Regions from separate parts of the Homo sapiens genome. Here region 1 is linked to region 2. A link is a loop called in an ENCODE intact Hi-C map of the cell type or tissue named here. Cell type or tissue: dorsolateral prefrontal cortex. All regions are shown on one strand. Each heading gives the region's core, and the rest is flanking DNA. Links, peaks and the distances in the headings are about the cores only.

The links. Hi-C counts contacts between places; a loop is a spot of excess contacts. Peaks named below come from ENCODE experiments on the same cell type or tissue, not always from the same donor. Only the 100,000 strongest peaks of a DNase experiment are listed, where the experiment ranks them.
Region 1: a loop joins it to region 2, with 2.6 times the contacts of the local background. A loop is called at or near these places in 13 of 110 quality-filtered maps.

The regions. Positions count from the first base shown.
Region 1 is chr21:42,304,708-42,315,443 of GRCh38, reverse strand. TFF3 (trefoil factor 3) reads left to right here and starts at 35. Exons shown (of 3, transcript NM_003226.4): 1 at 35-151; 2 at 1,813-1,959; 3 at 3,175-3,777. The coding sequence starts at 70. The coding sequence ends at 3,188. RefSeq lists enhancers at 2,368-3,364, 8,288-8,787. In dorsolateral prefrontal cortex, for the core only: CTCF peaks have their summits at 5,396 and 5,597 (motif pointing left); DNase peaks (open chromatin) are centred at 4,786 and 5,613; H3K4me3 peaks cover 724 bases.
Region 2 is chr21:42,141,148-42,151,883 of GRCh38, reverse strand. It overlaps UMODL1 (uromodulin like 1), which reads right to left. Exons shown (of 23, transcript NM_001004416.3): 23 at 8,888-9,788. Among named protein-coding and RNA genes, the nearest start is that of UMODL1-AS1, 38 kb to the right of the region's middle. In dorsolateral prefrontal cortex, for the core only: CTCF peaks have their summits at 5,980 and 6,197 (motif pointing left); a DNase peak (open chromatin) is centred at 6,153; H3K4me3 peaks cover 232 bases; H3K27ac peaks cover 371 bases.

The DNA of each region.
Region 1 (10,736 bases), core at 979-8,978, 160 kb before region 2:
CGGTGCATAAATGAGGCCTCCTGGACCATGAAGCGAGTCCTGAGCTGCGTCCCGGAGCCCACGGTGGTCATGGCTGCCAGAGCGCTCTGCATGCTGGGGCTGGTCCTGGCCTTGCTGTCCTCCAGCTCTGCTGAGGAGTACGTGGGCCTGTGTGAGTACTGCCCTGACTGCCCCGGTGGCAGGGTGGGCGTGAAGGGAAGGGATCCAGGATAAGGGGGGATTCTGCATTCATTTAATAATGGCCACCTGTCACATATACACTTTTTCCTGCGCTAGCCCTTTGAAGTGGGTCTTTATTGTCCCCATTTCACAGACAAGGAAACCGAGGCTCAGAGAAAGTTAACAACTTATCCAAGGCAGCCCTGCCCAGTCTGTGTTGAAATCAGGGTTTGAGCCTGAGCCCATCCCCTATGACCCCATAGCCATCTTTGCTGGAGATTTCTAAATTACAATATAGGTCTTTATGCATTGTTCCACATTTACAAAGAAAAAGGAAAGATGCAGGAGAAAAACCCTGACTTCAGAACACTGTCAATACCGGCAGGCACAAGGTTCATTTAGCCATTGCATAGCAACCCTGCCATGGGGTGTGGCTGCTCCATTAACCCAAGTTTGAAGGAATGAGGGCATGGCTTTTATCTGGGTGTCTTCTGAGCAGGGTCAAAGGCAGTGGTTCCCGAACTTGCAGCCCATTAGAATCACCTGGAGAGCTTTAAAAATCCTAATGCTTGGGGCACACCAGTTACATCAGGGCATCTCCAGGCAAGATCCAGGCCTCAGCTGTTTTGTTTTGAGATAGCCTTGCTTTGTCACTCACTGCTGGAGTGCAGTGGCACAATCTCAGCTCACTGCAACCTCCGCCTCCTGGGTTCAAGCAATTCTTGTGCCTCGGCTTCAAGTAGCTGGGATTACAGGCATGCACCACCATGCCCAGCTAATTTTTTGGATTTTTAGTAGAGATGGAGTTTCGCTATGTTGGCCAAGCTGGTCTCAAACTCCTGGCCTCAAGTGATCCTCCTGCCTTGGCCTCCCAAAGTGCTGGAATTACAGGTGTAAGCCACCATGCCCAGCCAACGTCAGTCATTTTTAAAGCTCTGCAGCTGATTCCAGTGTGAGCGAAGTTTGGATGCCAGGAGGATAAGCAATTACGGACTGGGAGCAAGAGAAGGGAATGTAAGACACTGCACGTGATTGCCATTTTCCTAAGGAAATACTCAGTTCGTTAATGAAACGCAGTGAACTTCTGCTGCACATACAGACATAGAGGCTTGCCTGAAACATGAAAATATTGGGGACTGAAGGATGTCCCGGGAGGGTGGGACATGCTCAACAATTCAGGAAGGGGAGATGCAGAAAAAAGTGAAAAGCAGGCAGCATGCGTTGCAATGATCTCTATGGCGTGTGCCTCTCCTGTCACGGTTTTCATTTAAAACAAAGGGGCAAGGTTTTGTTGGTCAAACAATGAAGGGTAACTTTGTTTCTGGGTTCAAGGGACCCCAGATTCCCCAGGGGTTCCTGCCAGCTGGAAGGTACCCAGGTCCGTATGTGACTTCCCGAGAAGGTGATAAGAGCGTGCCAAGGAGAAAGACACTTAGGCAAATGGCCAGAGTCCCCGAGCTGAGCATTTAACAGACTGCCTCTCTTTAAATATTCACAGGGAAAGTGCATCTTCCTAAGGGCGAGGGTTTCAGCAGTGGTTGAACTCGGCGGGGTGGGGCGGAGCGGGAGGATGCAAACTTGCAAAGTGAAGCAAACACACTCACCGCAGCCCAGCAAGGGCTCTGGCAGCTGACAGGGCTTTGTCTGGGACAGCTGCAAACCAGTGTGCCGTGCCAGCCAAGGACAGGGTGGACTGCGGCTACCCCCATGTCACCCCCAAGGAGTGCAACAACCGGGGCTGCTGCTTTGACTCCAGGATCCCTGGAGTGCCTTGGTGTTTCAAGCCCCTGCAGGAAGCAGGTAAGGCCCCAGTGGCATCGTGGTCTGGGCCCAGCCCCATAAGGCAGGGGGTCTCAGGGCCTCCCTGTCCTTTCTGGGCTGGAGATGGAGGCACAAGGACCCCAGGAAGCCACACACACACACCTGTTCCAAGGCCTCAGAGCAGAGGCTTCACACTTAGGGCAGCCATGGCCAGGGGCTGTCCTCTTCTGTCCCCTTTATGTAAAACATAAAAGCAATTGTTTCAAAAAGGTGTTCAAAATGATGGCATCGCATAGAGGGAACTGATTTAGTAACTATTCTTGAGAGAAGTGGAAACGCATAGGTGTGGAAAGCCGGGCCGACTTTTGGGCTGTTTTTGCAAATCGGCCCCCCAGAGTCTTGTCATTTGTGGCATCCCCTACACAGACGGCAGGCGGTCCCAGCCCTAGACGTCAGGCCTCGGTGCCACACCCCACCTCCCCCACTCTGCCCCCCACAAGGGTCATCTCCTCTCCCTCTCTCTGCCGTGGTGGAGGGCAGGTGCAGGGCAACCACCCTGGGGGTTCCCTCCCCAGGGGCGGAGAGCCTGCGTGCTGTGCGGGTAACAGATGGCCCTGCACACGGGTTTGCCACCCTGGCTCCACCAGGCTTAGCTGCCCCACATCGTGGGTGGGGCGATTGGCTATAAGCCATCTGCCATGTCCAAGTGCCAGCTCAGCCCCCACGAAGGCCGCACCTGCGTGAGGTACCTTCCTGGAACCAGCATCCAGAGGGGCCTCTCTTGCCCTTTGTCCTAGGGTGAAATGCGGGAGGCTGAGTCCTGCTGGCCCCGGCTCCCTGATCAATGATGGGCCCCTGCCCAGGGCCTCCCTTCACCCTCCCCAGCAAGTCCAGGGTAGGGGTGGGGGTGGGGGTCCAGAGAAGGCCAGGAGAGAGAGGGGTCTGGCTACTGTCCACTGCCGGTCCTGTTCCTTCAGCTCCACTGGAACTACACTCTCCTCTGAGTGCCAGCCATGGCCCTGCCAAGGCCCATCTCGCTTGTTATCTGCCTGATCCCTGGGTCCCACTATCTTGCTTAGCAACCCGAGGTGGGAATCTTGGCTATTCCCCCATGTGGTGGGGACTCAACACTCCCCGGTGACTCTGGGGAGGAGGCAGCACTAGGTGCTGGCCTTGGAGCCTGCCCTGACCTTGGGAAGCTGGGCAGCGTGGGTGGAGAGAGACTGCTCACACAAGCCTTTGCTCTGTTTGCAGAATGCACCTTCTGAGGCACCTCCAGCTGCCCCCGGCCGGGGGATGCGAGGCTCGGAGCACCCTTGCCCGGCTGTGATTGCTGCCAGGCACTGTTCATCTCAGCTTTTCTGTCCCTTTGCTCCCGGCAAGCGCTTCTGCTGAAAGTTCATATCTGGAGCCTGATGTCTTAACGAATAAAGGTCCCATGCTCCACCCGAGGACAGTTCTTCGTGCCTGAGACTTTCTGAGGTTGTGCTTTATTTCTGCTGCGTCGTGGGAGAGGGCGGGAGGGTGTCAGGGGAGAGTCTGCCCAGGCCTCAAGGGCAGGAAAAGACTCCCTAAGGAGCTGCAGTGCATGCAAGGATATTTTGAATCCAGACTGGCACCCACGTCACAGGAAAGCCTAGGAACACTGTAAGTGCCGCTTCCTCGGGAAAGCAGAAAAAATACATTTCAGGTAGAAGTTTTCAAAAATCACAAGTCTTTCTTGGTGAAGACAGCAAGCCAATAAAACTGTCTTCCAAAGTGGTCCTTTATTTCACAACCACTCTCGCTACTGTTCAATACTTGTACTATTCCTGGGTTTTGTTTCTTTGTACAGTAAACATTATGAACAAACAGGCACTTTTTTGTATTTGTTTGCTAATTAAGTTTAAACATCTGTGACACATTGGGTGGCCTTCTTTTCTCTTTTTTTAAAAAAATGGATGCAGCTATAGGAAATGAATGAGCTGGTGGCAGTGGGGATTCCATCTCACGTCCTCATGAAGCCTTATCCACTTCTGGACCTGAGTGTGGTTCTCTCCCCATCGCACTGTCTTGGGACACGGCAGCTCTCCGCTCCCACCAAGACGGTTTTAGATGTACGAAGGCCAGTGAGCGCTGCCTGGCTGGGCCTCCTGTGAGCGCTGCCTGCCTGGGCCTCCTGTGAGCGCTGCCTGCTTGGGCCTCCTGTGAGCGCTGCCTGCCTGGGCCTCCTGTGCTGCTCCCACTGCCGGGGCTCTCTTAGGGCCGGATCCACAATTCCACTGCAGTGCGGTCACAGCGGTGGGGTTCTTGCTCTGAGCTATCTGTTCCCTTTTGAAAAGAGACAACTGCTCCTTTAAAATAGCAGCTTTTGTTTTTGAGCTTGCACTCGGGGCCTGGTCCCTAGAGCTCATAACATCCCTAGAAGGGAGGTAGTATTGCCCTTGTCTTACAGATATGGAAAGAGACTTTCTTGAAGTAGCTTGTCCAAAAGCCCCTACTGAGAGGGGACACTGTCAGGATGTCCTGGTCTCTAAATCTCAAGCCCTGGGTGTCCCATCCAATGCCCCGAAGCATCAGCTGCCAGCCCTGGGAGGGAAACTTCCAGGGCTATCCCGGGCCTCAGAGCACACGCCAAGTGTGGCCTCCCTGCTCTGGAGCTCTGCTACTGAGAGCTGCTCTGGCCGGGACATCCTCCGAGGCGGGGCTCTGCATCCCTCTCCCTCACAGACCATGCCCAGCCTTTGAGGGCTGGAGGGATGGAAAGGTTGGCCCCAGGCCCTGGCCTCAGCCTCAGGCCACCCTGCCACCAGCTGGATGACCAGCTCCGTTTTCCTCCTACCCCACCTGGTGCCCTGTACCCCGGGACAGGGCTCTGCTGCCTCCTTGCCTCATTCATGGGCACCGCCCACCTACATTTCCAAAGAATTTCTTGACTTGCCCCACCCCGCCGTTCCTGGCATTGCCTTCTGCAGTCACTGCAGACACCTCCTGCACTGTGGTCCCCCCGGCCCAGACTTCCCACTGTGCCCTGAGAGGGAGGGCTCCCCCAGAACTTGAGCCAGGTGGGACTCCTCCTTCACCCACCACAGAGCTGCTCCCTGTCTCCAGCCTGAGCCTGTGCCTTCCTCAGACAGGACAATGCTTCGTGCACATTCTAGAAGCTTCACCATTGACTCCTGCTGCCCGTGTGGGCTGGATCGAGGTTGCTTCCATCAAATGAAATAGCATCAGATGGAGAGATCTGCTGGCAACAACCGGCAGGACAGAGACTCCCCATAATCCAGCTGTGCAGGGCAGACCCCAGTGAGGAAAGGAAAGGGGCTGAGGAGGGCTGGGGTCCTGGAATGAGCTGGACTGGACCCCCGTCTTTCTCTGTCTCCCGTGTCCTGCCTCCGACCGTCTCTGCCTCTCCCTCGCTTCGACTTCGGTTGCTATGGGGACCTTGGAAGCTCCCTGCCTTCCTCGCGAGCCCCAGGCATGGTCGGGGGGCTCTCAGAACCCCGGGTAGGGTTTATGCTATGAGAAAGAGCGCAACGCCCCTGACAGCACCCACCTGGGGGCTGTGACATTCTCATAAGAGATCACAGACACCAATGGGGGAGCAGGACCCAAAAGCAGCCCACCCACCCCCCAGCCCGACGGCAGAACGGAAACCTGGTCCAAACCACAAAGCGACCGAACAGCGCCCTCTACTGACTGCTGGAGTCACTGCGGCTCGCCACCAATCACAGCTGTGCCCTGCCCCTTCTAGATACAAATTAAGATACGCAGCCCCAGAATGACCCTGGGCTTCCTGTTGGTGAGGAGGATCTGGGACCCAGGACACATGATCTAAGCCGAGGGTTCCCAGTGGAGGCTGCTGCCACGGGGATGTTCGGGAATCTGTGGGCACGTTTATGAATCGTATGAAAGGGGGCATTGAGTGGACACAGGCCAGACATGGCAGGACCCTGTGGTGTCCCCAGGTGTCCTGAACAGACCACTGCCTCCACCCGATAGACGTCCTGGCGTCCTGTTGGACACACATGGTGGCTGCAAACCTATTCACGGCGATCGAAACCCAGAGACTACTTCTGTGTTACATTTTAACACAGTTGTTTTGGTTGTTGTTTGTTGTTTCAAATGGCTTGAACATACCTGAATTCTCCAGGAGGGTATGTCATGTAAATCAAGAAGACACTGCATTTGTTTGGTTTGCAGCGTTAGCTGAGTCGTTCATTTCAAGCATGTCAGTGCCAGGGCTGCCTGTGTTCCTCGGGTGGCCCATCCAGGGGGATTCAAGCCCCGGACTCCTTCATCCCGTCCTCTGGTGTGGACATGGGGAGCATGGTGCACTGAATAGGAATGTACTGAACATTACTCTCCTTTTATTTCTTATATTTTCATAAGGCCTCGTGCATATTTAATTTCCAGCACTGGGCATCAGTTGACAACAGCTGTCCAGAGCCCAGGTGGCCTCAACGCCACCTGCTGGGCCTTCCCACCTCCTGGTCTGGGCACATCTGAAACCGACATCCATCAGCGGCTCACGGCGAATTCAAATAATGAATTGTGACCCATAGGACCCAGGAACCATTTTTATGTCAAATACCTTCATCACTAACTTGGAAATGGTCCGTGTTTCCAGAGCCTTCCAGAATGAACACTTTGATTGCCAGAAGAAGCCAGAACATGGCTGGGCTCCCTCGCTGCTGGCGTGTGCTGCTGTTGGAAAGGGGAGAGAAACGCTAGGCTTCTCCCCACGCTGCAGCCGTTACACCCCATGATGGTTTTCCGTGCCATGCCCATGCCTTCCCCCTCCTCTTGAGTTGGTGGTGAAGGGTGCGGCTGTGGCACTTCTCATTTTCCACAGTTCCTCTGGAGTCTGCTAGAAAGCTCTACATTGTTCCATAATACATTGGATATTCACTTGTATTCATCACTGTATTCCAAGGATTCATAATTTCCAATGGCGAGAATTTTGGCTTCAAGCTGAGACACCCATGTGGGCTTCCATAAGTAGCAGACGTACTGGGGAGTTCTTGCCTCCGAAATGAGTGGGGGAAGGACTGGGGAGGAAGAGCCTCCCGCAGGCTGATGGGGAGTCCCCAAAGCAGAGTGCCCCTCGAGGGACCCTGTGTCTGGTGGGAATGCCCTGGTTGGGAGCAGCCTCAGGGAAGTGGGCCTGGCGTGGATGTCATGCTGGATGCGGGGCTGTCGGTGACCTGGGTCCCTGCAGCAGGTCGTCTCTGAGGGACAGCTGAGTGGTAGGTGCATCTCCAGTGGCCAAGAAGCCTCCCTGCTCACTAGGTTTTTGCTCTGAGGCCCTGCAGGGCCCTGGGCTGTGACACAGCTGTGGAGGCTGGAAATTCTCCCCTCAGTCCTCCTTCTTGGGGGCTCGAGAGGCACTGTCATGTATTGGAAAGAGTTAGAGAGCCCTGGGGCTTCAAAGTTCCTATCAGCAAAATGGGACAATTATAATGGCTGTATCAGAGGGTTGCCGACAGCTGCAGAAGCAAGGTGCAGGCTGAGAAAGCTCATTCCCCTGTGAGGTCAGAGCCGCATCCCCTTGGTCGGCCATAGTTTTCTACTGCATTTAGAGTTCATGCTCCCTTTCTTCCTTAGGTTTTATTTTGTTTTCAAAACTGAAGTGTGTTTTATGCTAAGTGAAAGAAGCCGATCACAAAAAGCCATGTGTTGTGTGATTCCATTTATATGAAATGTGCAGAATAGGGAAACCCACAGAGACAGACAGTGTTTCAGTGGTTGCTGGGTAGGGGGAGGGATGGGGAGTGGCTGTTCATGGGGAAGGGGTTTCCTTTTGGGGTGATGGAAATGTTCTGGAGTGGCATATGATACTGGCTGCACAATTCTGTGCAATATTAGATACTAAAAACCACCAAATCGTACACTTTACTAAAACAATACTAAAACCCCCTGAGACGAACACTTTAAAAAAGTGAATTCTATGGCATGGGAATAATATCTTCATTAAGCACACATCTGTACATGTGCTGATACCTCTGTTGATTTGCCCATTTAGACAAAGCCTTTTTGCCCTGAGAACTGAGAGTTTATTTCCAAGGGCATACCGAGCACCAAGGTGTGGCTGGCACATCTGATCTTCAATGCCATGGGTCCTGCCAGGTGGCTGCCAGACGGCCTTGTTCCCTTCCAGGTGGCTCCCAGGCTCAAGGGTTCTCTCTGCCATTCCAAGACCACACTCAGGCACAGGAATCATTTGCTGCTTCTCGCTGTGCAGCTGTCTTTGTCCCTGTTGGCCTGAACACTGCAGCCTTTCCCTCTTGGGTTTTGTGGGGTGCAACCGACTCCCTCTGCTCCCCCATCCCACTGACCTGTCTCCCTGGCCTCTGTCCTCCACAGGGGCAGGCGGGCAGGCCTCCTGGAGGAAGCATCCAACACCACATCCATTCATTCACTGCTCTGAGCCTCCCATCCTAGGCCCAGCCCTCACCAACCAGAGGAATTGTCTCAGTCCTGCAGTGTGGCGAGATCCCATTTCCCTCTGACACCTGCTCTCAACATGGCAACCTGGCTATTTACAGATGGGGACATTAGGAAAAATGAGGTCCCAGAGCTCCCAGCGTCACAGAGATTATAGGTTGCCCAGCTGTGGTCCCTGCTGTGACCACCCGGCCCCCTGGTTGTGGCTTCGTTAGTATCTGCAGAGCAGAGCAGCAGGAAGCACAGACCAACAGCTGCTTGCACCGGGGAAAGGGCAGAGAAGGGAAATAAAACAGCGGGGCGGGCCTGAGGGGATCTGTTGGTTCTTCAGGAAGAGTGCCCTGCCACAGGTTTACCTGCGTCTGGCTTCACCATCTCTCTGTAGAACGAGGTTGTTAACAAGTGGTACCTACTGCGATGCCAGCCACAGTGGTGGTGTGGGGAAGATCAGCCCCCTCGTGCAGGGGTGCAGCCAATTTGGCTGGCAACAGCACTGTGGACTCCTTGCCCAAGAGGCTGCAGCCTTGGGAGGGTTCATGGCACCCCACGCACCTTACGTCCCCAAGAGTCACCTCTTTTGGGTATAACCTGGAGGCCCCAGGGCTGGAGGCAGAATGTCCGTGCTGAGTGGGACGACCTGGGCACCGTGAGAGTGGGGGGTGCTCCGTGGGATTGCAGGCCCCACCGTTTTTACATTTTGGATATCCTTCTGCTTGGGGTTCCAGAAAGGCTTCTACAGCTTGAATGGTGGGTTGTAAGGATATAAGTAGAAGGATGTTTTCCAAATTTTCAGATTTATGAAGGCATGGCCTTTTGCAGAAACAATCTCAGGGTCCGTTGGAGGACTGTGGCTGCATGGACTCTGGAGCGCTCTGATAAAGATGTGCCAGACGCTGCGTGGATTCTGGAGCGCTCCCGGTGTGGGGTACTGCTCGCTGCATGGATTCTAGAACGCTATGACGAGGAGATGCCACGTGCTGCGTGGATTCTGGAGCACTCCGGGTGTGGGGTGCTGCTGGCTTCATGGATTCTGGAGCGCTCCGGGTGTGGGGTGCTGCTCGCTGCACGGGTTCTAGAGCGCTCCGATTAAGGGGTGCTGCGCACTTCATGGATTCTGGAGCACTCTGACGAGGGGGTGCCGCGTGCTTCATGGATTCTGGAGCGCTCTGGATGTGGGGTGCTGCGCTCTGCATGGATTCTGGAGTGCTCCGAAGACGGGGTGCCGCGCGGCTGCATGGATGCTGGAGTGCTGCGACAAGGGGATGCCGCGCGGCCGATAAGCAGGAGTGGGGAACAGTGCGCGTCTGGTCTGTGGCGCCTGCAGCGATTCCGAGCCAGGGAAAGAGAGCTGCATGGAGTGTGGGCGGTGCCCAGCCTTTTCCCAGCAGTGGAGGGGATGGGTCATCAAATTGCTATTGGGCGCGGTGGCTCACGCCTGTAATCCCTGCACTTTGAGAGGCTGAGGTGGGCGGATCAAGAGGTCAGGAGTTCGAGACCAGCCTGGCCAATATAATGAAACCCTGTCTCTACTAAAAATACAAAAGTTAGCTGAGAATGGTGGCACGCGCCTGTAGTCCCAGCTACTCAGGCAGCTGAGGCAGAAGAATCTCTTGAACCCGGGAGGCGGAGGTTGTGGTGAGCCGAGATAACGTCATTGCACTCCAGCCTGGGCAACAGAGCGAGACCCCGTCTCAAAAACAAACAAAACAAAACAAAACAAAACAAAACAAAAACTGTTATCTGGTTGTCAACTCGAGTGACCTCATGGGGTGGGTGGGGGCGAGGTTATTGTGCTTGGCGGATGGTTTGGGGCATGGGATGGCATCTAGGGATGGAGAAACCAGGGCAGGAAGGAGGGGAGTGTGGGGGAGCGTGAGTACAGAGGCAGCTGTTGTCTTCAGTGGATCACCGTGCAAGTGGGAGGGCCGAGTCTGCATGCCAGGTCACCAGGCAGCGGCTTTTTGCACTGTCTCGTTCCTACCCACACATGCACACCTTCCTCCTCGCCTACAAGTAGGGCCCAGTAGGGCCATGTCCCAGGTGATGATCCCAGATGACATCTGGACCCAGGCCCCAGTGCTGACTCACAAGGGGTCTTGACAGCACAAGGACCTCCAGGCCGATCCCTGGAGATGTTGGCACATCATCTCACCCCTCAGCCAAGTGTCTGGGAGGAGAAGTTTCCACTGGTCATGAGGGTCAGACCTGCCACACCACTTCCTGCACAACGTGGATTCTCCTCCTGTGTGGTCTCAAATCCTAAATGCCTCTCCCGGAGGAAGGGAGAGCCATGGAGTGGCCAGGAGCCCTGCCTGGATGGCCAGGGTCTCACTTCTGCGTGCACCACCGACCAGCTCTGTGGCTTTGGCAAGTTGTGTAATATCCCTGAG
Region 2 (10,736 bases), core at 1,612-9,611:
CTCAGAGTCCTCTGAAGTACTTGGGTCAGGCAGCTGAAGTGTCTTAAAAAGAAAATCAAATAAATTTCTAAGTTCAGTGTAAATGTCTGAGGGAATTTAATTAACAGAATTGACTGTTCATGAGGGTTTTTTTCAACTGAGTTGGTCAAACATTAATCAAAAGTCCCTCTGAAAGAGATTGCCAAAAGCTCCCAGATGAATATAAAACAAATAAATAAGATTCATGAATTGAGTTTACTTAAGGAAAACTAATTGTTTTTTTAAATTAACCTCAATAAATTATATATTAAATGTTCAAGCAGCCATGAAGGTGTTTTCTGTGTACAACAGCCTCCTGGAACAACTAAGCCCCTGACGGCCCTGGGTAGCCCCAGGCAGGAGGCTGGAGCCAGGAAGCCGTGGAACTGAGGGCCAAGGAGAAGCCCAGGAGCCAGTGCAGGGCAGCGGGGAGGCCGGGACGGCGACAGGGATCCTGGGGCCACCTCCTCCCCCAGCAGATCTCACCTGCTCAACTGCAGAGGGGCAGGTATGGGAGGCACCCGGCAGAGGGACCCAGCGGGCTTGGAGGGTGTAGCTGTCACTTTCATGCCCCATGGATGACCCAGCGCCTGCCTCTCCCCAGCAAGGAGGGGAGGTCAATGAGGGATCTGTGGCTGGGAAGCCAAGGCATCTGGGCCGTGGGGCTGTCCAGAGGGGGAACCGGAAGAATCCCTGCAGATGAACAGGCCGCCAAGGAGGGCTCGCCTGGGTGTGTGGGGTCCTGTCTGCCTGCACAGGGATGCAGCCAGCCCTTGTGAAACCTCAGAGTTTAATGTACCTTCCAGGAAGGAAGAGGATTGCCCAGGAGGGGCCTGATGGGGCAGATATTAGAAATTAAACTCAGTCCCAGGAAATGCTGTGCGTGATCAATAGGAGGAGGTCAGATCATTGTGACTCCGATAAAGTGAAAGCGGGCCGCATGAGAGGGGCCTGCCCCTGGGGAAGAGCGGACCTGCTCTGAATGAGGCCAATGTCTGCATTGGCGTGGGGGAGCTGCAGGAGCCGAAACCTTCCCAAGGCAGCTCCAGGGTACAGCGTGCAGACAGTGGAGGCCAGAAGCCACCCCAGCCACCTGGTGATGCTGGCTTCCTGGAGGGTTGAACAGAGAGTGCCTGCTCCATCCTCAGCCAGAGCTCCAGCGCTGGCTTCCCCCTAGGTTACCAGCCTCCCTGACCAGGGCTCCCGCTGTGTTTGGGGGACTGGCGGTCCTGGGAAGGGGAAGTCCCAGTAAGGACCCCCCCTGGAACTGTTGCCAGGCAGGCTCCATCCCTCTGCCCAGCCCCTGGTGGATCATGGCTGTTGCCAGGCAGGCTCCGTCCCTCTGCCCCAGCTCCTGGCGGATCATGCCAGGTAGTGACCCCCTCCCCACCTGTCCTGGCTCTATCCTGGGGAGGAGGGTCCCAGAGCCAGGGCAGGCATGGATCCAACCTGTACCAACCTGTACCAAGGCCCCACATCGTGCACGCCCCTGTATTATGTCTTTAATATTCTCAGCGACTGCCCCAAGCACTCAAAACATGTCTTTACAGAGACTGAGAGTGAAGGTGGAGGCGCAGCGTAGCCAGGTGGGAGGGAGGCCCTGGCCTACCATGCGGTACAGGGGCAGAAAATGCCGTCATCAAAACCAGTGTGGTCTTGTTTAGCCCAGACTCCCACTCAACGATGCCTATGAGAAATGGTGCCTAGGACATGACCGCGGGCAGCCTGGGCTCTGGTCTGGCCCCAGCTGTGTGATCTGAGGCAGGTTACTAATGTCTCAAGGCCTCTGTCTTTGTCCTACCATGTGGGGGTGCCAGCACTTGTCCCCCAAGATGGTCTCATGGAGAAACGTACATGTGTGCAGCTCAGCAGCTCTGGGCCCTGGAGAGTGTGACCTAAGCGTCATTGACCCCTTTGAGGATGAGCACAGGTGCTTGACGCTGAGGGGAAGTGACTTCCTCGGTATCGCTCAGCTGCCAAATGCAGAGTTCAAAGAGGACTCAAGTAGATGACACCAGGTGCCCCCAGACCCTAGACATACCTGCCTCTGCCATCGTCAGGGGCTCCCACCTTCATTCAGGGCTTCTAAGTAGGAATCAGAATGCTCCTCACAAGAACAACCCAATAAGAAGGCACCGCTCGCCCACCCAGCGCATTCTCAAAGCACTACGTGACCAGGCTCTGCTATCCTGCTTTCCCTGGCTCCCGGAAAACGTCCTAGGAGATGGAGCCTTCGGAGGTCAGAGAAGCAAATATCAGTGTAGACCCATTCAAAAGACACTCAAGTCCCCTCCTCCATGTTTGGGTGCATGCTTGCATGCTGTGAACCCAAAACACAGAGCCTAGTCTCTTTCCCTGGCATGTCACCTTCCTGTGGCTTCTCACTAATGAACCAACAGCATGAGGCCTTTCCCTTTGACACTGCAAATAGCCCAGGCCTCAGCCTATCAGGAGCACCCAACATCCTCCTGGCCAGAGCGACAGGCTCGGAGTCGGGGAATCACGTAGGACATTTCAATCAAGAGATAATGCTAACCTTTTTTAATTTTATTTATTTATTTATTTATTTATTTATTTATTTATTTACTTATTTATTTTGAGACGAGTCTCGTCTCACTCTGTGGCCCAGGCTGGAGTGCAATGGCATGACCTCGGCTCACTGCAACCTCCGCCTCCCAGGTTCAAGCGATTCTCCTGCCTCAGCCTCCAGAGTAGCTGGGATTATACGCACGTGCCACCACGCCCAGCTAATTTTTGTATCATTAGTAGAGATGGGGTTTCACCAATTGGCCAGACTGGTCTGGAACTCCTGACCTCGTGATCCGCCCGCCTCAGCCTCCCAAAGTGCTGGGATTATAGGCGTGAGCCACCGCGCCCCGCCTAACCCAGCCTTTTAATCCGTAGTTGGGGGAAGACCTGTTCTGTCTTCAGCTGGACATGCACAAATGAGCAATTAGTCCTGATTACTGCTCGCAGCCATTTGGGAGCTAAGAGGGAGCTTTGGGTTAAACTAATACCATGGAACGCAGAGCAAAAGGCAGACAAAATCTGGGCCATTGAGAGCTGCAGGAGCAAGCCACACCTGAGCTCCACCCTGGCCTGGACTTCTCACTTGCAAGGGGTCATAAATTGACTTTATCCTTAAAGACTGTTGGAGTTGACATTTCCATTGCTTGTTGCCCAAAGTTCCCTAACCAATGCTAGCAACAGCTTCAATTCACAGGTGGGGTAAATATGAGGAAACAGGGGCTCAGAGAGATTGGGTGACATGCCCCACATAGGAGGGCTGAGATTCAACCTCCAAACTCTCACAACCGCAAAGCCCATACCCTTAGCCTCCCACAGTCTAACACTAGTTTGTGGGATGCGAACTCTAGCTATTCCCTGGGTTAGGAACCTCCAGGTCATCTGTCACTTTCTTTCCATCAGAACTGAGACAGGAGAATAGGGATTAGGGTGACCAAGGGTTAAGGGATAAGCAAAAGAACAGCAGGTGCAGCCAGTTCTAGGCAAGATTAGGCAGCACACGGGCCACATCCTCACTCCAGCGATAACAAGACAGAAGTTTCCACTTCAGCTTCTGATTGGTCACAGGCCAATCCTTCATAGGGTCTGACTAATTGGAGGCTTCTAAAGGGTGCCTAGGGGTGTCACCAGATTATTTGAGCTTTATAAAAACCCTAAAGAGCATTGTAATGGGGGCTCTTGAGCCACCTGCTCAAGCCTGCTCCCACTCTGTGAAGTGTACTTTAGCTTCAATATACCTGCACTTTATTTACTGTTATTTTGTTGCTTTGTCTTTCGTCGCTTCCTTCTTTTTTGCTTTGTTTATGCATTCTGTTCAATTTTTTGTTCAACACAAAGAGCCTGGATGACACACAGTCAAGACCTTTTATCCAGTAACAGAAGCGCTTTGGTGTCCTGGGTGTCGCAAGTGAGGATCTACAGTCCTTGATGAGGGGAACGATTTCTGCCCACCCAAGACTCAACAGTCCAGTCCCAGGCCACCCCCAGGACCCATGGCTCCCCTCGGTGTCCACACCGTGGTGCTTGCCCCTCTGGTGTCCACTCCACTCCCTGCACGTCTCCCCTGCCTGACCTTGATGCCAGGGCACATGGATCTCTGTCGACTCAGAGGGGCATCCAGGCAGAAGCATGTCCATGCTGTGTCCCTTGTGAGAGCCTGTGGAGTCATGCTGCCCCTTCCCTCTAGTCCTCATCGCTCCTTCCCAGGAGTCCCACTTCGCACAGGCCATCTCCTGCTATAGGGACAAGCCTCGCAGAATCAGCCTGCCTGGGCGATTTTCCCTACACCCTAAAGCTCTTGGGAATCCCCAGGGCTCTCCTTGGCTCCTTCTCCCTTGACAGGCATCTGCTGTGTGTCCACAGCCGGGCATTCACCAGCAAGTTTACAGACCCTCCAGCATCTGCCAGCCAAGGGCCTTTGCTCTGCCCGGGTGAGGTGGGGTGAGCTCCAGGCCAGCACAGACACCAGCAGTAGCAGGGGATGGAGAAAAGATCAAGCCTCATTAGCTGAATGATGACTTCCACTTCAGCCAGTTGCCCAGTCCAGCTATGTTTCTGACCACACTTTGAAATCTGCCAGGAGATGAGGGGCCAGACTCTCGCCCCTTGCCCACCCCCGTGCTGGAGCCCATGGGCTCCTGGGGGCATGCAGGGCCGCAGATGCGTAGTGTCCTTCTCCCGGAAGGCTGCTGGGCCCGGCCTGCCGCGAGCTTCCCGTGAAACCTGGGCAACTTTGGCAGTGCTGGACGCGAAGCCCAGAGCCCACAAGAGGCACTCAGCACCCGACACTGTGCGGAGGAGGCCCACGGGCCCGTCTGAGGGCGCCGCTGCTGCTGTGACTTTGGCAGCAGGATGTGTGCTTCGTCACCTTAGGAGCCTGTGTGCTGGGCCCTCGGTGGGCAACACTGATCCTTACAAGAGCCTGCAACACGGCCCCATTCCACAGATCGCAGAGCCTCAGCACAGGTGAGCAGAGAACTGGGAGGAGCCTGCATCTTGGGACTCCCACTGCACCCCTCCTCCCCAGGAGGGACAGAGACGGGATGCGGGGATTGACTCCCACTGCACCCCTCCTCCCCAGGAGGGACAGAGACAGGGTGCGGGGGGTGACTCCCACCACAGCCCTCCTCCCCAGGAGGGACAGAGACGGGGTGCGGGGATTGACTCCCACTGCAGCCCTCCTCCCCAGGAGGGACAGACACAGGGTGCAGGGGGTGACTCCAACCTCAGCCCTCCTCCCCAGGAGGGACAGAGACACAGTGCGGGGGGTGACTCCCACCACAGCCCTCCTCCCCAAGAGGGACAGAGATGGGATGCGAGGGTTGACTCCCACCACAGCCCTCCTCCCCAAGAGGGACAGAGATGGGATGCGAGGGTTGACTCCCACCACAGCCTTCCTCCCCAGGAGGGACAGAGATGGGGCGTGGGGGGTGAACAGCGGACATTTAATACTCCCTCTCTGGGACAAAGCAGGTGCTCAAACTAAAGAGGGTTGCTAGCCACCTGGTCACAGCTGAGGACAGGCTTGGGGAGCCCCTGTCCAGCCCCTCTTATCTGATGACTTATGGCATGCAAGGCCGTTTTAGATACTCACTTCTGGTTTAGGTGCTTATGTGGCTACCTCAGCAGACTCCGTCACCCTCCACAATAGAGAGAGGTGTCACTGGGCATTGCGGGCGTCCCTTCCACATGCAGAGGTCCTCTTCTGAGCCACAGGGATCTCACCTGGGCCTCCCCAGCACCAGCTCCTAGGGCTGCTGGCTCCCTGCCACCTGTCTTACTCGCCTGTCCATCTGCCCCTGTCCTCCCAGAAACGGGAAGGGAGGGAAAAGATGTCTCCCATTCTTGGGAAATCCAGATGGGAGGGTGGACATCCGTGCTGTGGCCCCCACATAGACTCATTTGTCCTGCACTTCGCAATCACTCAGTCTCTGAAGAAGACCAGCCTCACTTTCTGAGCTATTTACAGGGCCTCCAGGGCACCACCTTTGCACACATGTGCCCCGGAGCCTGCAGGTCTGCAGAACAATTTCAGACACGCAAGAGGCTCAAATCCAGTGAAAGAGAACAAACAAGAGAACCCAGGGATGTGGTTGCTGCGGAAACTCAGGGGACATTCGGTTTCCAGCGTGGACTCCAGCTAATGTCGCCATCTAGTGGCCAGCATGGAGAGATGCAACCTGGGCCAGAGGGCCCATGGAAAGCCCCAGTAATTCTCCAGTTCCATCAGACCCTCCCCCGCCATCAGACCCTCCTCCATCAGAGCCTTCACCTCCATCAGACCCTCCTCCATCAGATTCTCTTCCATCAGACCCTCCACCTCCATCAGATCTTCCACTTTCCAGTGATTCACAGCTTGGGATCCTGGGCCAGGAAGATTGAGATCCCAATAGTGTCTGAACATGAGAACCTCCAGGGACCCAGAACCCCAGGAGCCCAAGGCCCACTGGCCTTGGGGAACCCCTAAGCCCTCTTCCCACATCTCAGAGGTACTCTGAGTTCTAAAGCCTGCAAAGACCCTCCTTCCCATCCCCCACAGAAAGCAGAGGGTGGCATGAACTTTACACCCAATGAGCTTGGTTTGAATTGCAGTTCCTTCACTGGCCAGCTGTTTGGCTTCAGAAAAGTTGCTGTCTCCATTTCCTCAACTGCGCAGTGAGAACAATCATTTGTGGAGGGCTTATAATGAGGCTTGTATAGAATATGTCTATGTCAGTTTCCCCGCTTCCACAGACAGGAGGATTTGAGTTGCCCACTCAGTCTGTTAAGAGATCTTCTGGGAAGTCTCCAAGGCCCTGAAGTCTGGCCTTACAGGTTGTGCACTGCACAACCCTGGGGTGACATCTGCACTGGAGAGCAGTGAACAACTTCTACAGACATCCAAGGGTCACCCAGGGGCCCTCCCTTCCTCCTTCTGTTTCCATACACTTTGGATTTAATCCCTTAAGCCATGCCAGTGGAAACAGTCTAGGATCGGAGGGTTTAAGCTGCAAGCAATATGCATGCTGATAATATTCTTAAACAGCAGTCATGACACAGCAGCATCCCAAAGCCCTTCCAATGAAGTAATGGGAACAGGTGCACAAGTCCATATGCATAGACGTGCATTTTTCTGTTTCTCTCTCTTCCTTCCACCAGAGGCCTCCCTGTATTTACTGCACGTATTATAGTATCCACAGGGGTTTTTCTTCAGATGGATTGTGAATACTTGAGGGCAAAAACTCTGCCTCATTTTTCTTGTCTTCCTCATGTCAGTATATAAACTGGGACTCAATACACATTCCTTGGTTGGATGGATGGATGGATGGATGGATGGGTGGATGGATGGGTGGGTGGATGGATGGATGGATGGATGGATGGTTGAGTGGATGGTCAGTCAGATGGTTGGGTGGATGGGTGGATGGAGGTGGATGGATGGATGGAGGGGTGGATGAGTGGGTGAATGCATGGGTGAGTGGTTGGATGAATGGATCGATAAATGGTTGAGTGGATGAATGGATGGATGGTTGAATAGATGAATGGATGGTTGGATGGATGAACAGACAGATGGATGGGTGAATGGGTGGATGGGTGGGTGGGTGGATGGATGGACAGACGAGCGGATGTGTGAACAGGTGGACAAATGGGTGGTTGGGTCGGTGGGTGAATGGATGGGTAGATGGTTAGATGGTTAGATGGGTGGATGAAGGGACCAGGTCAGGGGCATCTCACAGCACACATGCAATCATCACTCTCAGTACTTACCATGGCTGTCATCATCTGACTTCAGCGTCTCCCTCCCCCACAAGACCGTGTGCTCTGTGAGGGCAGGGCTTGGTCTGTCCCTCTCATCACTTCGCCCAGAGCGCTAAGCTCAGGGCCTGGAGCACTGTGAGTGCTCAGGAAGTGTTTGTCGAAGAATAGACTTGGATGGGGGAGGTAGGATGACAGGAAACCAAGTTTTCATTATTACAGAAAACACAAATGAACAGACGTGGCACATGTATTAAGATTACATGAGGCCAGGCGCAGCGGCTCATGCCTGTAATCCCAGCACTTTGAGAGGCTGAGGCAGGTGAATCACCTGAGGTCAGAAGTTCGAGACCAGCCTGGCCAACATGGTGAAACCCCATCTCTACTAAAAATACAAAAATTAGCCAGGCGTGTTGGCAGGAGCCTGTAATCCCAACTGCTCAGGAGGCTGAGGCAGGAGAATTGCTTGAACACGGGAGGTGGAGGTTGCAGTGAGCCGAGGTCACGCCATTGCACTCCCGCCTGGACAACAAGAGCGAGACTTTGTCTCAAAAAAAAAAAAATTACTTGAAAACTGTAGATGAAGTTTGAAAGACAGGGTTTTTAAATATATGTCAATGACTTTATCTGAAATCCAAAGAGCCACACAGTCATGGGGCTCAACAGCTGGTTTTACTGAATATGTGTCATGCTCTTCCAAGAAAGGCAAGTGAAAGCTCCTCAGCTGACATCAGAACAGCGGGACATGACTTGGGAAGAACCAGAGATGCGTTTCTGGCCTCCCCAGCGTGCCCAACACAGCACCGGCCCTCGTTGGATGCTCAGCGAGCCTGTGATGGACCATCCCAAATGGAGCATCCAGCACAACCAGCCACATTTCAGTGTCTTATGCGATTGATTCTACTTGATCAGAATCTGTGATCCACACATATTACCCACTGTCATTCTTTACTGACTCTGAGAATATCCAGTAAATCAAAATACTCCTTTCCCCAAATGTTCTGTATGAATGACAATTAATTATATTCAACAAAATTAGTATCATGGGTTGAAAACTAAGGCCATGTTATAATTCTAAGTTCACTGAGGAAAAACACTCTACTTTCAGGTGTGAGCTATCTAATACAATTCCAGTTTATTTCAAATGAAGTACAGAGCATTATCTCTTAGGATGATGTAATGGAGAAAATTCTAGACTAAAATACTTAGATTTTAGAACCATTTTCTTGCTAATTCATTCTGTGACCTCAATTAAGTAACTCATCGGCTCCTCTGGTTTCTCATTGTGTAATGGGTAAATCACACCTCCCACTGTGGTCGGATTATATGAAGAAACGGCTGTGAAAATGCTTAGAAAAATGTAAAGAGTGATGTGTACCTACGTTATTTCTGCTTATTGAAAAGGTTGTCACATTAATCGAGTGCCTTTTGAGTCGCTGTCGTGTAAATAAAAGCAATACCTTGGTACACAGGAGAAAAGTCAAACAGCATAAACATCCACTAAAAATAACATTAGCAGTGTATTTCTAAGACTGACCTATTTTCGAAAGAGCATCAAGAGCGCGGTCGGGTCTCTCTGAGAATGTGAAATATTCTATATTTGCCAAAGGGTGACGGACGCCAAGGGAGGGCAAGCCCAGGAGGGTTCTGAGGGCTGGTGTGGAGGGTCACAGGCCTGGGAGGTCTAGGCTGCGGGGGCCGCGCGGGTGGTGGTGTAGCCGCAGCACCCCCAGGACTGCCCCCGTCTTCCGCAGCCCCTTCATCTGCCCCTGGGCTGTGGCTCCTCTAGGACCTACAGGACGGCCTGCCTCTTCGGGACAGACGGTGGCTGCTGTCTTCCTTTCTGGGCTCACCCGGGCTCTGGCAGAGCCCACCCGTCAGAGCAGACCTCCGTTAAGGCTTGAAGAGTTAAGAACCGAGGGATGGGTGGAGGTGCAGAGAGACACTGGGGATCCCGGGGGAGCCCACCAGGGAAGCTCTGAGGTTCTGGAGGCAGCTTGACTCACGGCGACCTGTGTGGAGGAAGAGGTCACCTGGGTCAGCTTGCACGCAGGAAAGGTAAAGTTAATACAGAAAACCCCAGGAGGAGGGGTAGTGGAGGAAACACCAACCCGAGGACATGGCGTCTATGTTTACTGGAGAGGGACAGATCAAGCCCCTAATGAAAAGGCAGCCACTCCCAGAGTGCCCAGTGGAACGGGGACCATGGGGCTGTGCCTGCCCTCAGGTGAGCGATGCTCCTGACACGCCAACTGGTGGGGGTGGCTGGTGAAGATACCTGAGCCAGACGAGCACAGCTGGGGCCCCTGCACCTTTGCACCATCCGTGGAGAACCCACCAGGACTCTGGGAACATCTCTGAGTGGGGCTGCCCAAGGGTCGACCTGGTGGGGGTGGGTGGGTTGGCTGATGGTTTTCAAAGAGCAGATGTCTGCAGGAACTTTAGAACTGGTGAGACAGTTCTCACTTCGAAAGACAGGAGCCCCGGGAGAACAAAGAAAGACAAGAGGCCAGTTTTCCCTCGGATGTTTTAATTTCGAGGAAGGGGACATCCAGCATGACCCAGCACCAATACACCAGATTTCCTTAGAAAGCTAGCGGGATAGTGTTGGCCTCATCGCTGGGATTCGCATCTTAAATATTAAGTAAAAGGCACTGACATTTCCTCGTAACTCTATCTAGGGAGGTGACTGGCCTCTAGCACTGGCCCTGTCTATGCTGTAAGGGTCCTGAGACCCCAGAATACTGCGTATGTTAGTTACCAGGAGTCCTGGCAGGAGAGACGGGAAAGACAAAGCTAACACAAGCATCCCCCTCACATGGGCAGAATCACATCCACAGGCGGGTGGTGTTTTCTCTGAAGTTGCCCAGCAAGGGCAGCATGGAGGTTGCCTTTTGGAAACGTGTGCTGTAGTCTGGGCTTTGCTGGTGACCTGGGAGGATTGGCTTGAGTTCTCTGGG